Linked DNA regions of Homo sapiens: region 1 is linked to region 2. A link is an interaction called in ENCODE POLR2A ChIA-PET data of the cell type or tissue named here. Cell type or tissue: MCF 10A. All regions are shown on one strand. Links, peaks and the distances in the headings refer to the core of each region. The heading gives the core; the rest is flanking DNA. Region 1 holds the start of LOC101928994 (a long non-coding RNA gene). Region 2 overlaps HK1 (hexokinase 1).

The links. ChIA-PET counts read pairs that join two places held together with the same protein. Peaks named below come from ENCODE experiments on the same cell type or tissue, not always from the same donor. Only the 100,000 strongest peaks of a DNase experiment are listed, where the experiment ranks them.
Region 1: POLR2A ChIA-PET joins it to region 2 with 5 read pairs; 8 of 35 experiments call an interaction of 5 or more read pairs at or near these places.

The regions. Positions count from the first base shown.
Region 1 is chr10:69,228,165-69,236,463 of GRCh38, reverse strand. It overlaps HKDC1 (hexokinase domain containing 1), which reads right to left. Exons shown (of 18, transcript NM_025130.4): 3 at 3,552-3,700; 4 at 3,331-3,450. It overlaps LOC101928994 (a long non-coding RNA gene), which reads left to right and starts at 3,974. Exons shown (of 5, transcript NR_120648.1): 1 at 3,974-4,093. RefSeq lists enhancers at 3,092-3,817, 3,431-4,630, 6,627-6,676, 6,717-6,776, 7,076-7,245. In MCF 10A, for the core only: no CTCF peak of the experiment used is centred there; a DNase peak (open chromatin) is centred at 3,923.
Region 2 is chr10:69,324,431-69,332,757 of GRCh38, reverse strand. The region is part of intron 1 of HK1 (hexokinase 1); the gene reads right to left. Among named protein-coding and RNA genes, the nearest start is that of HK1, 9.7 kb to the right of the region's middle. RefSeq lists enhancers at 2,288-3,089, 3,090-3,891, 6,345-6,953 and silencers at 4,491-4,785, 4,511-4,805. In MCF 10A, for the core only: no CTCF peak of the experiment used is centred there; DNase peaks (open chromatin) are centred at 277, 4,587 and 6,437.

The DNA.
Region 1 (8,299 bases), core at 300-8,299, 96 kb after region 2:
AAATTTTACCTGAAAAATCTTTATTGTAATATGACACTAAGTGGGTCAAAATGGGCCGGGCACAGTGGCTCACCACGCCTGCAATCCCAGCACTTTGGGAGGCTGAGGCGGGAGGATCTCCTGAAGTTGGGCATTCAAGACCAGCCTGGCCAACATGGTGAAACTCCGTCTCTACTGAAAATACAAAAATTAGTTGGGTGTGGTGGCAGGCACCTGTAATACCACCATTCGGGAGGCTGAGACAGGAGAATTGCCTGAACCTGGGAGACGGAGATTGTGGTGAGCCGAGATCACACCACTGCACTCCAGCCTGGGCGACAGAGCTCAAAAAAAAAAAAAAAAATCAAAATGCTTTCAGGCACCTGCTGCCATTTTAAATGAAGTTCTAAAGTGGTGTCTTTCTGGAAAGGCACTGTAGTTGGGGAGCTTATGAACTTGGGGTGGGCTACTCTTGGTTGTGTGGCTTTGTGCAAGTCTCTTAACCTCGCTGAGCTGCAGTGTTTCTCAAATATAGAATGAAGATAATCATATCTACCTCTTAGAATTGTTTGGGGGATTTAACAAGATAATGCGCATAAAGCATTTGGCACAGCGCGAGGTACAGTGTCAAAACCGGAGGCACGTGCTTTTATCATTATTATTGAGAAAGATGTTGGTGGGTATTCAACATAGATAAATGACAAAATCCTGGATGGATAAACCATCCGTTCACACCCTCCGCTGCCAAGCTATCAAGAAAGCATGTGCATTTAATTCTTAAAGTTGAATGAATTCTCACAGAGCTTGAGAATTTTCTTCCTTCTTCCTGGAGTCTCTGTTCCAGAGCTCTCTAATAAGAGCAGCTGGCACACTCTCACTCCACCACCTGCACTACAGGATCCAGCCAGGGCCCTGATTCCCAACCCCCTGACATACACATCTACTCACTCCTAGGACCTTTCTCTGCCAGCCAGCTCCACTTGGTCTCACCCAAACATTCCCTGGAAACTTTTTTGTTTGTTTTTTGTTTGCTTGTTGTTGTTTTTTGTTTGTTTGTTTGTTTCTGACAGAGTCTCGCGCTGTCACCCAGGCTGGAATGCAGTGGCGTGATCTCAGCTCACCACAACCTCCACCTTGTGGGTTCAAGTGATTCTCCTGCCTCAGCCTCCCGAGTAGCTGGGATTACAGGCGCCCGCCACCAGGCCCAGCTAATTTTTGTATTTTTAATAGAGATGGGGTTTCACCATGTTGGCCAGGCTGGTCTTGAACTCCTGATGTCAGGTGATCTGCCCCCCTCGGCCTCCCAAAGTGCTGGGATTACAGGCATGAACCACCGCATCTGGCTGCTTGTTTTAGAGATGGAGTCTCGCTTTGTGGCCTGCGCTGCTGGAGTGCAGTGGTGTGATCACAGCCCACTGCAGCCTGGACTCCCTGGCTCAAGCAATCCTCCCGCCTCAGCCTCCCAGGGTGCTGGGATTATAGGCAAAAGCCACCACGCCAGGCCCCTGGAACCTTCTTTATATTATTTTTCTCAGTCCTTTCTTTATAAAAGAATGAAAAAGTAAAACTCAGCCTGTCCCCTGTATAGATGATGGCAAATTCCCACGATGGAATCAAATAAATGATTGACACCTTTCAACTGTGAGATAGTTATCAAGCACCTATTAAATACAACACATTGTCAGAGACCTTGGCGGGGAAGGTCTGTGCCCTTGGCGGGCACTGCTTGCCCTCCAAAAACCTCTGTTGAATTTAGGGATAAGATACAAAAGCACAAAGAGACAAGTAATCCAGGGACAGTCACCACAGCCTAGCAGCTACTGTGTAAGGCCCAACCACAGTGTTGGATGCTTTACAAATGCTTTGCCTAAGCTTCACCTCAGCCCAACAAGCAGATGTTATTATCCCTGCTTTACAAATGAGAAAACAAGGTGGGACACAATGGCCCATGCCTGTAATCCCAACGCTTTGGGAGGCAGAGGCAGGCAGATTACTTAAACCCAGGAGTTTGAGACCAGCTTGGGCAATATAGTGAGACCTCATCTCTACAAAGAAAAAAATAAAAATAAATAAAATTTTCTCAAAGAGAAAACAAGAGGCTCATGAAATTAAGGAACTGGTCCAAGGGGACACAATTTGTCCTGAACCATGATTCAAAGCCATGTGTGTGGAACATGAAAGCTCATTCCCTTTCACTATTCCACACCAATAAGTGACTCAAGCCAACAATATCAAGCACATCCCAAGGAGGTCCATGTGACTGTCAACTGGGCATCATAACCAGGAGGGCCAGGAGGAGGAGATTGATCAGGGTCCCCAACCCAGACAGGAGTGGCCCGGGGAGACTAGACTCTTGACAGTAACTCCCCCAACCTGGCCCCAGAACGTCCCCTTATTTGCTGTCTTTATTCACATAAGATTGGGTTAGCTTCCTCCTGCTTACAGATTGAAAACTGAGACACACAGAGATGAGTTACCAGGAACCCCGGCCTAGCTGGTGACACAGTTCAGACTGTGTATCCCAGGCTCTGTGTCTGCTCCAGGACATTCTCACTCCTCCAGTGCCCCCATTCCTTTTTTTTTTTTTGAGACGGAGTCTTGCTCTGTCACCCAGGCTGGAGTGCAGTGGCACAATCTCGGCTCACTGCAAGCTCCGCCTCCCGGGTTCACGCCATTCTCCTGCCTCAGCCTCCCAAGTGGCTGGGACTACAGGCGCCCGGCACCACACCCAGCTAATTTTTTGCATTTTTAGTAGAGACGGGGTTTCACCATGTTAGCCAGGATGGTCTCGATCTCCTGACCTCATGATCCGCCCGCCTCGGCCTCCCAAAGTGCTGGGATTATAGGCGTGAGCCACCGCGCCTGGTCCTCCAGTGCCCCCATTCTAATCCTCCTCCTGAGGGCTCACTACAGGGAGAGACTCCCCAGCCTTCCCATGTTTCTTCTAGTTGGCTATGTCAGTGGTCCTAAGTGCAGGCCTCAGGCAGCATCACATCTGCCAGGAACCTGTCAGGGAGGCGAATTTAGGGCCTCCTTGCAGAACCACTGATTCCAGTAGGCCCAGCAATCTGTGCTTAAAACAAGCCCTCCAAGGAATTCCTCACACCAAGGTTTGAGAGCTAGTGAAAAGCATTCTACTCCCCCGAGCTGTGCCCACGTTAATCATAAAATCAAGGCCATTGCGTTAACAAGTTCTCTGCCTCACGCTGCCACCTCATCATGAACAAAAAGAAAAGAAAAAGACAAACAAGAAAGCTCCTGCTGTTCTCTCCTGCGTGCAGCCTGACTCCCACCCGTGCCCACATTCCCCAAGCCCCAATTCCTGCACTGCTGCTTCCCTCCGCGCCTTACCTCTTCCAGTTTAGTCTGTCGACAGGGGAAAGAAAAAGTTAGGCCAAGGGGCAATTTCTTATGCTTTAAATCTTTGGTCTTCATGAAATCTGCCAGACAGTCAGCTACATATTCAAACAGCTGCAGAGAAGAGAAAGCAAAGTACATGGGCTAAGGTGTGGTTTCCCCACACACGGATGCCACCGCCTTCCCTGCGGTCACAGGAGCCACCTGCCAGGTACCTCTGTGCCGTTCCCGCGGATGATTTCATTGGGCGTTGGGTAGAACTGACTCTCCATCTGCACGTGTCGCTTCCCCTCTTCAGCGACTTGCACCTTCAGCACTCGGAACTTGGACCCTCCGAGATCCAGGGAAAGGAACTCCCCATTTTCTATTAAGAAACAAATTCAGTTTCCATTTATTGAGGGTCTACTACAGATATGGCAAGCTCTGCATTAGAGGTTGGACATATAATCAACGTCTTCAAATCACAGCCACTAGGTATCATTATGCTCATTTGCCAAGGCTGAGGACTCTGGCCATTTCTCAGAGCCCTCGAGGTAAGGCGCAGAGCTGAGATGTGAACTAAGTCAGCCTGACTCTGCAGCCTGAGCCCAACCCACTGGCTCATGCTGTAGGAATGTGCATGTCAACTGGAGAGGGCAAATGTGAGCACAGCCCTTGCGGTGGTATGAGAGGTGGCCTCGACGGTGGAGCCCATCCTGGGATGCCATCACTGGGAAGAGAGAGCTGGTGCTCCCAGCCTGGGGAAACTCGGATAAAGGTATGAGGGGGAAGACAGGATGTGCGGCGAGGAGCAGCCAGCCTCCTGCAGCCGATGATCCTATGGGCAGAGGGAAAACACTCCTGGAGGGGAGAGGAGACAGGGACTAAACAATGGCCCTTGAGGTGCCAAGGATGCTGATTTTTTTAGGCCAGAGCCACTCCAAAAGGAGACATTGGAACACAACCCAGCCCAGCCCAAGACAGATGCCATTAATTGAAAGGTGGGGGCTGGGCACAGTGGCTCATGCCTGTAATCCCAGCATTTTGGGAGGCCGAGACGGGCAGATCACCTGAGGTCAGCAGTTCAAGAACAGCCTGGCCAACTTGGTGATGTTGCTGCTGTTGCTGGTCTGTAGACCATAGTTAGAGTAGCAAAGGTGCAGCCAGCTCGATTTTTTGTTTTTGTGTAGACATCCGGAAATTCTTACCTTCACAGATCAGCCACAAAGGAGCTGATGGAGTCATTTATTATTTGGTGAGGGAATTCAGGGAGTTAATCCTATGCAACTTTTATTAGTATATATTATGCACCAAGTAAGAGGGTTCTCCCAGATGCTGTCTTGCTGTGTAGGAGGTAGGGTAGATCCCACAATCTATGTCCACACATTTACTGAGCATCTACTCTGTGCTGAGTAACATGTGTTAGGTGCTAGGGATGCGCAGATGAAAGACGGTGTGCTCCCTGGGAAATTGATCCGAAATACAGGCGCATAAATCAGCTATTTCCATATAGTAGGACCAGTGCTCAGATTGTGAGAGGCACAGGGAGAGATATCCAGGTCAAAGCTGGGAGACAAAGGCAGCTGGCTTTGCAGGGAGGGGACACAGAGCTGAGTGTTGAAGGGTGAGCAGGAGTCAGGCTGCCAGGCTGCCGGGAGCGGGGGTCCCAGGGAGAGGAACCACGGGCAAAGGAATGAGAAAGCATCCGCTAAGAGTGAGTGTGCTTTTGCCAAAGGAGGGCAGCTGTCACAGAAATGAGGTTGGAAGGTGGCTCTCAGGTTAAATTTGGAAGGATTTGGAAAAGCTATCCACCCCAAGGAGCTTGGGCTTTATCTGGAAGGTGAGAGGGAGCTGCAGAAAGATTTTAAGCTAGGGAGTGCCAAGATCTGAGATTCTGGGGACAAATGCCTCTGACACCAACCAGAATAGACTGAGGGTTTAACAAAAGAAGAGGCTGCTGCACTGCCATCGGACGGGAGGGGATGTGCTGAGACCTGGCCAGTGTCGGTGTGGAGGCATCCCACTCCCGGCCCGCATCGCAATCACTATCAAACACCTCACTCCACCAGTGGCTCGAGGTGCCATTTCATGGATGCCACATGGTGTGATCCCTTCTGTCTCTGACCCCAGAAAAAAGGAACCAGTGGACCCTGGGAGAGGGAGGACTTGCCCAGGCAACAGCAGTCTGTGGGGCCTCAGAGTCTTCACAGACATCAAGAAAACAGCCCCGGCCAGGCACGGTGGCTCACACCTGTGGTCCCAGCACTTTGGGAGGCCCAGGCAGGAGAATTAATCCCTTGCCAAGAGTTCAACACCAGCCTGGTCAATATGGTAAAACCCTGTCTCTACAAAACAAAAGACAAAAAAGTCAGTTGGGCGTAGTGGCATGCACCTGTAGTCCCAGCTACTTGGGAGGCTGAAGCAGGAGGATCACTTGAGCCTAGAAGGTCAAGGCTGCAGTGATCTATGATGGCTCCATTGCACTGCAGGTTGGGCAACGGAGGGAGACCTTGTTTCTAAAAAGAAAGAAAAGAGAAAACAGTGTCCTAAGCGGGGTAAATTGCTTTGGCCAATCTGCCTGCTCCAGAGGACCCTCCATGAACTGCCTTGGACCCAATGGTTCCCTTCTCGTAAGTCACTGCTGGTGCTGGTGCCTTCACTCCCTCCTTTTACCCAGTGCAGAGTCTCCCAAAGGTGCACAGTGGCTGAATGCGGAGATTCCTGGAGATTCAGAGTCCCCAGGGGGAGGGGCTGGGAAAGTGTGTATTAGGAAACACTCGAGGCTCCAGGCTGACGACCTCAGGGCTCCCGGGCTCACCCCCAAGGCCTATTTGGCCTTGGAGGCTGACTGGAGGCTAAGGCCTGGAACAGAGCCAGCAGGGGTCAAGCCAAAGAATCACAGTCACCCTCATGCTTCCCATGCCCCTTCCATGACTGGCAGAGAAGGCTCCAGTATTAACACAGCACTTTTAAGGCACTTGATCCTGTCAGAACAGACCACTGCAGCCCCCTGACCAAAAGGCTGGGTGGTAACTAAGGCTCAAACAGGTGACTCCCTCGCAGATAGGTCCTGATGGGAGTAGGCAAACTCAGGACTTCTCTGGAAGCTGCATACATTTCTGAAACGGACACCATAAGGAATTAGGAGAGTTTTGCTTGTTTTTTGTCGGTAATCATGAAATTATACCACCAGCTCACAAGAGCTAGGAGGACTTGGGACAAGATTTTAGAGATGTTAAAGCACGCCATCCACATGATCTCATTAAATCCTGACAATCATGTATGGTGCCGGGATTTACCAAGAACACCTGGCTTATTAGGGACTCTGGGCCCAGGGACCTCGGCACAACAGAATCACTGGTGAGATGCTTTGTGTGGTGAGAGGCTCTGCGGAGACGGGGATGGGGAGCTGGGCGTCTTCCCGGCTAAGGAGGAGAGAGTTTCTATGACTTAGTTAGTTTCACTTCTGAACCTTCAGAAGCAGCCAGGGCCAGGAGGACACCGCCTGTCCCAGAGCCTCCAGACCATCAAAGGCCACCTTCCCTTGCTTCTGGGGACACACCTTGTCTGTATCAGGAGGAGGGGCTGCAGTCCAGGAAGCCAGGCGGACTTAGCCCTGGTGCTCCCCACATGACTCAGCTGCTTCCTCCCAGGGGCCCCAGATGCCCTGTCAAGGACACGTCCCAGTACTCTCGTCAAGCTGTGGCAAGGACAGAGCCAAGATTTCAAAGTAGGGCTGTCTCTCTCCGAAGCTCAACGTCCTTCCAGGACAGGGCACTGTCCATCCCAAGCACCTACCCACAAGTGAGGGCACAGGGCCTTTCCCAGTGCAGTGTCCCAGGGCCTCTCAACCAGCAGAGCCAAGCTACCTTGATCCAGGCATTGCTCCAGAGAGGTCCAGAACACGACTGATCCCATCAAAGCCCCCTGAGAGCTCCCAAACCTCAGACCCTGCTCCTGCGAGAGCCCCAGTGCTCTTTCACGAGCTCGGTTTGGGCACTGGGACCCTGACATGGGAGAAACCCCTTGGTCCTTGGTGGTTCTGTCTGAACAGCCACACCACAGGGTTGTCACAGGAAATATGTGGCTCAGCGAGTCCCCAGCACCCCATGACCACAGTGGTTGCTCAGTAAATGGCAGCTTTCTCTCTTTCTTTCTTTCTTTTTCTTTGCTTTCTTTCTTTCTTCTTTCTCTTTCTTTCTTTCTCTTTCTTCTTTCTTTCCTTTCTTTCTTCTTTCTCTCTCTTTCTTTCTTTCTTTCTTCTTCCTTTCTTTCTTTCTTTTTTGATGGCGTCTCGCTCTGTCACCCAGGCTGGAGTGCAGTGGCGCAATCTCGGCTCACTGCAACCTCTGCCTTGCAGGTTCAAGTGATTCTCCTGCCTCAGCCTCCCGAGTAGCTGGGATTACAGGTGCATGCCATCACACCTGGCTAATTGTTGTATTTTTAGTAGAGGTGGAGTTTCACCATGTTGGCCAGGCTGGTCTCGAGCATCTGACCTCAAGTGATCTGCCCCCCTCGGCCTCCCAAAGTTCTGGGATTACAGGCGTGAGCCACCACTCCAGGCCAGTAGCAGCCCTTTTCCCTCTTACAGCTTCATTCAGAGGCTGAGAATGGAAGAGTTGGATGGGACCTCATAGATCCTATCTACAGATTTCTAGGCCATTGTAGGCAAAATAATGTCCCCCACCCCCAACAAAGATGCTCACATCCTAATCCCCAGATCCTGTGAATATCTGAGGGTGCAAGGCAAAGGGGAATTAAGGTTGCAGATGGGATCAAAATTGCTCATCAGCTGACCTTGAAGTTGGGAGATTATCCTGGATTATCTAAGCATGACTAACGTGATCACAGGATCTTTAAATGTTGAAAGGAGGCAGAAGGTCAGGTCAGAGAGGGACCTGAAGAGGCTACACTGCTGGCTTTGAGAACAGAAAGGGGCATGCCTCAAGGATGCAGGTGGCCTCTCGAAACTGGAAAAGTTAAG
Region 2 (8,327 bases), core at 104-8,103:
GTCCATTCTCTCATTTGAAAAGTGGGGGCAGAGAACAAGGCAGGAATCATTTACCTTATCTGACAGATGAAACAGAGGCCAGGCCAGGTACAATGGCTGACACCTGTAATCCCAGCACTTTGGGAGGCTGAGGTGGGTGGATCACTTGGCCAGTTCAAGACCAGCCTGGCCAACATGGCAAAACCCGTCTCTACTAAAACTATAAAAAAAAGTTAGCTGGGTGTGGTGCGGCGCTCCTGTAATCCCAGCTACTAGAGAGGCTGAGGCATGAGAACCGCTTGAACCAGGGAGGCAGAGGTTGCGGTGAGTCAAGATTGCGCCAGTGCACTCCAGCCTGGATGACAGAGCAAGAGTCTGTCTCAAAAAAAGAAAAAAAGAAAGAAAGAAAGAAAGAAAGAAAATGAGGCCTAGGGAACTTGATGGTCACCTCACAATACTGCTCAAGCTGGATGGGTCCTTTCGAGATAATGGATTCCAGATGAGGAAACTGTGGCTTACACATGAGGAAACTGAGGCCCAAGGATGCCCAGAAACCCACTGCTTTAAATGCAGAGTGCAAACTCCTGAGCCATGGAATTTACCATCTAGCAGAGCACTGTCCAACAGGAAGATAATATGAGCCACATATGCAATTTTAAGTTTCCTACTAGCCACATTTAAAAAGAACAGATGAAATTAATTTTGTTTTTTAGATAATCTCACTCTGTCACCCAGAATGGAGTGCAGTGGTGCAATCAAGGCTCATTGCAGCCTCAAACAATCAAAGCAATCCTTCTGCCTCAGACTCCCAAATGAAATAATGTATTTTATTTAACCCAGTATATCCAAAATGTTGTTTCTATGTCTAATCAATATCAGAAAAAAAATTTTTTTTTTTTTGAGACAAGGTCTTGGCTCCATCACCTAGGCTGGAGTGCAGTGCACTCCAATCATGGCTCACTGCAGCCTTGACCTCCTGGGCTCAAGCAATCCTCTCACCTCAGACTCCCAAGTGGCTGGGACCATAGATGTGTGCCACCATGCCCAGCTGACGTTTTTAATTATTTGCAGAGATGAGGTCTCGCTATATTGCCCTGGCTGATCTCAAGCTCCTGGGCTCAAGTGATCCTCTGGCCTCAGCCTTCTAAAGTGCCAGGATTACAGGTGTGAGCCACCATGCCCAGCCAATATTAGAAAACTATTAACGGGCTATTTCATATTCTTTGTGTCACATGAAATTTTTGAAAACCTGTGTGGAGTTTATATGCCACAGCACATCTCAAATCAGACTTGCTACATTTTAAGAGCTCAACAGCCACCTATGGCTGGCGCCTACTATTCTGGACACACAGCCCCAGCATTTCTGACATATCTCCATTATCAGAGCCTTGGGTGACAGTTTCTATGAAGAAGGCCGCTGAAATGTAGAACACGCAGTAGCTGAAAAGAAATATCCTTCCTTCCCATCTTAGGTTTATGGCTGAGGCCCCTATAACAAAAGACAGAGTAACAAGAACAATGTATACAAATTAATCTAAGTTTTTAGGTGACGCAGAAGCCTTCATAAGGAAATGAAGGTCCAAAGAAACAGGTAACTCTGGCCCGGCGTGGCGGCTCATGCCTGTGATCCCAGCACTTTGGGAGGCCGAGGCGGGCAGATCACTTGAGGCCAGGAGTTCGAGACCAGTCTAGTCAACATGGTGAAACCCCATCTCTACCAAAAATACAAAAATTAGCCAGGTATGGTGGCGCATGCCTGTAATCCCAGCTACTCAGGAGACCGAGGTGGGAGAATTGCTTGAACCAGGAAGGTGGAGGCTGCAGTGAGCCGAGACTGCACCACTGCACTCCAGCCTGGGCGACACAGCGAGAACTGTCTCAAAAAAAAAAAAAGAAAAAAAGAAAAGAAACAGGTAAGTCTGCATATTTCCCTATGTCAGGTTTGATGAAGAAGTGGATGATCGTGAAGAAGTGTGACTGGAGAAAGGGGATATGATCTAATAGTGATAAACTGAAGAGAACTTGGCAGGCCCTGTTTGTTCTTCTCTGTGTCCCTGTATCTCCAGAGATAAGGATGTCCCTTTCTTCTGGGTATAAGGTAGACACCTTCTTGAATGAGAGTCTGCATCAGGGAAGAAGGGAGGGGAAAGGTGAGAGACCTTCCTGCTTCTGCTGTTTTCTCAAATGCCATATTACTATTTGGGGATAGTATGTCCTGAACCCCATCAATGGCTTTGGAGTCTGGAGCCCTGGACCACCGTTCTGGTTCTGCAGGTACTGCAAGAATTGCCCACTGGCGTTAGGGAGGTCTGTGTACCCATCCTAGCTCTTCTGCTTTCTGGCCACCGAGATCACATGAATTCCACTTCCTGGGACTCACCTGCCCCATATGTAAGATGCAGGAAGAAATTCCTACATCCAAGCTTGATGGAAAGATCCAACTAAAGTAAGCATCTGATTAAATCAAGTATTTTATAAATGAAACAGAACTTTGTAAAGGTGAGGTGGTGTCTTTATCACAGCAGTAGCCTGGGTCTCCTACTTCACTCACCACACCCACCCAGACAGGGTCCTAGAAGGCACCAGGAGACATCAGGGACATGAGGTCTGGGTGAATAACATGGCTGAAGACAAGCCCCATGTGTCAATCAATTGATGGAATCGACAGCTGCTTACAGTACCCCCAGGCAGAGGCCAGGAGTGGGCATCGCAAGGAGCATTGAGGGGGTTTTCATGCAGGTTAAGCATTGCCCTCCTGGGGGGTCCTCTTTTAAATGCAGACAAGAATGGGAGAGGGAGACAAATGAAAAGGGAGATTTGAAAAACAGGGCAAATTCCTAACATTTCACTGTTAATGACCTTATCGGATCCATTTCCTTCCCAAGTGGAAGGGGCTCATCAACACTAAGCAAATGGGGCTGGGGGTGAGGCAGCAGGCACAGGCAGGAGACACCATGCTGGTGCTGGGGAGGGGCAGGAGATGGGGGGCAGGGAACCTGGAGGATCCCAAGCCAATTCCACCCCTCTCCCACCCCAGTCTTTCCCTCCTTGCATCTGTTTCCCTAAACTGCACAATGAGAGTTGGGTGTAATGGTGGAAAGAACATGGATTTCTGAATCAGGGGACCAGCAGTAGTGTTCCTATCCCTGTCATTCATGAGTTGTGTGGTCATCAGAAAGTCAATTCACCACCTGGGGGGCCTTCGTTTGCTCATTTCTGAATGGAGTTGATGCCTTCCTCCTTAAATCGATTAAAAGCAGGGGTTTTCCAAGAAATTCCATTCCTACATATACACCCAACAGACATGAAAGCATGTCTGGCCGGGCGCGGTGGCTCACGCCTGTAATCCCAGCACTTTGGGAGGCTAAGGTGGGTGGATCACAAGGTCAAGAAATCAAGAACATCCTGGCCAACATGGTGAAACTCCGTCTCTACTGAAAATACAAAAATTAGCTGGGCATGGTGGCATGCGCCTATAGTCCCAGCTACTTGGGAGGCTGAGGCAGGAGAATCACTTGAACCCGGGAGGCAGAGGTTGCACTGAGCCAAGATTGCACCACTGCACTCCAGCCTGGTGACAGAGCAAGACTCCATCTGAAAAAAAAAAAAGAAGAAGAAAGAAAGAAAGCATGTCTATACAAAAAAAAATTCACACACAAATGTTCAGAGCAGCATTATTCATAACAGCCGAAAAGAGTGGAAGCAGTCCAAATGCCCATCAACTGACAAATGGAAAAACAAAATGTAGTAGATAAATACAATGGAATAGCATTCAGCAATAAAAAGGAATGAAGTGCTAACACATGCTACTACATGGATGAACCTTGAAGACATTATGCTAAATAAAAGAGGCTAGACACAAAAAGCCTCATTTTATATTATTCCATTTATATGAAATGTCCATAAGAGGCAAATCCATTTAAAAAAAAAGAAAAAAAAAGGTAGATAGTGGTTGCCAGAAGCTAGGTGGAGGAAGAAATGGGAAGTGACTGCTAACGGGTAGTTTTTTTCGGAGGGTGATGAAAATATTCTGGAATTAGATGGTGATGGTGCTCGGACAACCTTGTAAATCTATTAGAAACCACTGAATTGTACACTGTACAATGATGCGTTTCATGGTAGGTGAATTATAACTCAATTGAGAAAATAATAAAAGCAGGAGCTCTGCCATCAGCCTTGATGAGGCTGAATGCTGGCTCTATCGTTCACTATCTGGGCCTCACCGTCTGAAATCACACCCACCTCACAAGGGCGTTGTGGGGATGAACTAAGCAAAGGCTCACGATGCCTTTAGCACAGTACATGGCAATGAATACAACAATGAATGTTGGCTTTGGTTCATATGAGTACTAGAAATGATTAAATAAGACCCCTGCTAAGAAAAAGAAAAGCCGGGCGCCTAGTAGGCACTGAATGCCCCCTTCCCTGTAAGGCACCCTCGAGGTCTCCGAGTCTGGAGCCTGTAATCAGGCATAGACTCAAGATGAACATGAGCCGACATTTTCTGCCTCGCACAGGGACAGCTCAGCTTCTGTGTGCAAAGGGCTGAGCCGCCGACTTCACGGTTCAGTTTTCCCTGCCACGTGGGTACAGCCACCCTCTCCTTTTACGGAAGACGGTCTGAGAGGCTGCTGGCTTGAGTTTTCTCTGAGCAGAGCTGGGCACATTTACGCAACAGATAAGCCTGCCCTACCCGGGTCGGATCCACCCGGGAAGAGAGAAAGTGTGTGCAAGTGAAAGCTCACAAATGTGTGTTTCAACTCCCAGAAAAGCTTAACGGAGTCAGCCCACAGCACCAGGGGCCATGGAGAGCCATCCTAAGCCTTTCCCTGCATCAACTATCCCTCCCCAGTGCAGATATCTCAGCAGCAGCAGTCCATGGAGCTGTCAACTTCAGTCCGTGGGACTCTGAAGCAAGGACTCTGATAAGGTAACTCAGGAAATGGGCTAATTTTAAACACAGCTCGAATACTGTGATGTGAATGGAAACAACTGAGGAAGGAAACAGACTAAAACTCATCTATTACAAATTTGCAAAGGTTTGACCATAACAAGGGTTGGTGTGGAACAAAGGCAACCTGCACATACTTCCGATGGGAGTGTGAACTGGCATGACCACGGATGGCAACTTGGCAGAATCTCGTATATGGGAAAACGCACACATCTCTCCGCCTGGTGATCTCAGCCCTAGGTACACAGCTTAGAGCCTAGAGAAACTTGTGCATGCGCTGAATGAGTTGTTCTAGAGAAAGTTCACCAAGGCATTGTTTGTCACTTGAAACATTAGAAACACAAATGCCTATCAAAAGCAGAATAGATGAATTAACTAGGGAGCTTTTATACTCTGTAAGAAACCAGAGCAGTTTAATGAAACAGTTACGTAGATCAACATTTTTAAAATCTCAAAAATACAATGTTGAGCTAAAAGAAAGTAAATGGCGGAAGGATACATACAGTATAGCACCATTTATAAGAGTTTAAAACTGGCTGAGTGTGGGGGCTCAGGCCTATAATCCCAGAACTTTGGAAAGAGGCCTAGGCAGGTGGATCACTTGAGGTCAGGATTTTGAGACCAGCCTGACCAACATGGTGAAACCCCGTCTCTACTAAAAATACAAAAAAATTAGCCAGGTATGATCTCAGCTACTCAGGAGGCTGAGGCAGGAGGATTGCTTGAACCCAGGAGGCAGAGGTTGCTGTGAGCTGAGACCGTGCCACTGCACTCCAGCCTGGGCAACAAAATGAGATTCCATCTCAAAAAAAAAAAAAAAAAAAAAAGTTTAAAACCACACAAAGCAATACCATATATTGCTTAAACACATAGTCAGTATAGCACCATTTACAAAAGATCAAAACCATATATCTATAAAGCAATACCATATACTGTTTATAGACATATGCATATGTAATAAAAGCGTAAAAACATGCATGAAAAGATAAACACCAAATTCAGGACAGAGGTCACCTCCGAAGGGAGAAGCAGCAAACTATCTCAGAGATGGCATAGAAAGGGCTTCAACTGTGTCTGTAATGTAATTGTAATTGTGTCTATAACTTCTCAAGCTGAGTAGCAGACTCAGAGGTGTTTATGTGAACCTCAATCTTCTTTTATGTGCCTCAAATATTTCATAATAAAAAATTAACTCAAATGTATTGATTTGTGAGGGGACAGTATTAAAATACAGGTTCCAAGGTAAAACATTAAAATCAACAAGGACAGGTTTTTCTCCTAAAAGAAGGAAACAGAGGAAGCAAGAAGAGCCCTCTGAATCCTATTCCTGATTTTCTTTCGACCTTAGAAAAATGTTTTATCTCCTCTGGATGGGCCTTCAGTCTCTGTTTCTAAATGGGGAATAAATTGCTTGCCTTCTGTCTGCAACACACAAGGCAGGCAGCAGGATGCCCTGGGGAGGGAGCCGTGCTGGGAAGCCCGGGAATAATACTTCCTGTACTGACAACCTCGCTGAGGCTTTTGAAAGAGCATATGAAAGCATACACACACCTACACATATGTTAGTATAGTTGTGTGCAGAAACATTTATAGTGTAATCTCAATTACATATATATATAATTCATACCCGACATGACACTCACGAAGTGTTCCAGGATGCCCAGAGACAAAAAGCCATTAAAAAAAAAAAAAGCGGCCAGGCGCGGTGGCTCACGTCTGTAATCCCAACACTTTGGGAGGCCGAGGCGGGTGAATCACGAGGTCAGGAATTCAAGACCAGCCTGGCCAACACGGTGAAACCCCGTCTCTACAAAAAATACAAAAAATTAGCTGGGTGTAGTGGCAGGCACCTGTAATCCCAGCTACTAGGGAGGCTGAGGCAGAAGAATCGCTTGAACCTGGCAGGCAGAGGTTGCAGGGAGGTGAGATCGTGCTACTGTACTACAACCCAGGCGACAGAGTAAGACTCTGTCTCAAAAAAAAAAAATGCAGTCCAGAGGCAGTAGCTGGCACCCGTAATCCCAGCATTTCGGGAGGCCAAGGCGGGCAGATCACTTGCGGTCAGGAGTTTGAAACCAGCCTGGCCAACATGGTGAAACCCAGTCTCTATTTAAAATACAAAAATTAGCCGGGCATGGTGGCAGGCGACTGTAATCCCAGCTACTGGGGGGCAGGGGGGGGCACTGAGGCAGAAGTATCACTTGAACCCGCGAGATGGAGGTTTCAGTGAGCTGAGATCACACCACTGCACTCCAACCCAGGATACAGAGTGAGACCCCATCTCAAAAAAAAAAAAAAAAATGCAGGCCAGGAGCATTGGCTGGTGCCTGTAATCCCAGCTACTCAGGAGGCTGAGGCAGGAGAATCGCTTGAACCCAGGAGACAGAGGTTGCAATGAGCCGAGATCACATCACTGCATTCCAGCCTGGGCAACAGAGCAGAACTCCATCTCAAAAAAAAAGAATAAGAAAATACATGGCCGGGTGTGGTGGCTCACACCTGTAATCCCAGCACTTTGGGAGGTCGAGGCAGGCGGATCACAAGATCAGGAGATCGAGACCATCCTGGCTAATACAGTGAAACCCCGTCTCTCCTAAAAATACAAAAAATTAGACGGGAGTGGTGGCAGGCGCCTGTAGTCCCAGCTACTCAGGAGGCTGAGGCAGGAGAATGGCGAGAACCCAGGAGGCGGAGCTTGCAGTGAGCTGAGATCGTGCCACTGCACTCCAGCCTGGGCAACAGAGCGAAGACTCCATCTCAAAAAAAAAAAAAAAAAAAAAAAATACACATTTTTGTGACAATTAATTTTGACTCCACCTTACAAAGTTTCTAAGTATAATATCCCTGATGTGTACTGTTTACCAGAAGTCAATGTTATTTCCAGAAATCAAGACCAATCAAACTGTAAAATTTTTACCTATTTTTCTTTAAGATCAAATACAATGAACACAACCCAGTGTATATTAAGTGGTTGCAAAAGATCCCGTTGTTAAGGTTTATTAGGCCAGAAGGCAGTGGGCACCTGTCCTGCTACTCCAAACAGACTAACACATCCCCAGAACTGGGGATGGGAGCAGCTTCCTGAAGCACTTAAGGAGCTAACATCTGCAGCCTAGCTGTAAGCAGTTCCTAGCCTAGGGATTTCCCACCCAAGGTATGACCACACCATGCTGTGGGCCCTCATAGCCCATATGCTTTGCACATATAACACAGCAAATACTTCATTTTTTTTTAATTATTATTTTTGTTTAGATGGAGTCTCGTTCTGTCACCCAGACTGGAGTGTCAGCTCACTGCAACCTCCGCCTCCCAGGTTCAAGTGATTCTTCTGCCTCAGCCTCCCGAGAAGCTGGGACTACAGGCATGAGCCACCACATCTGGCACCTTTTTTGTATTT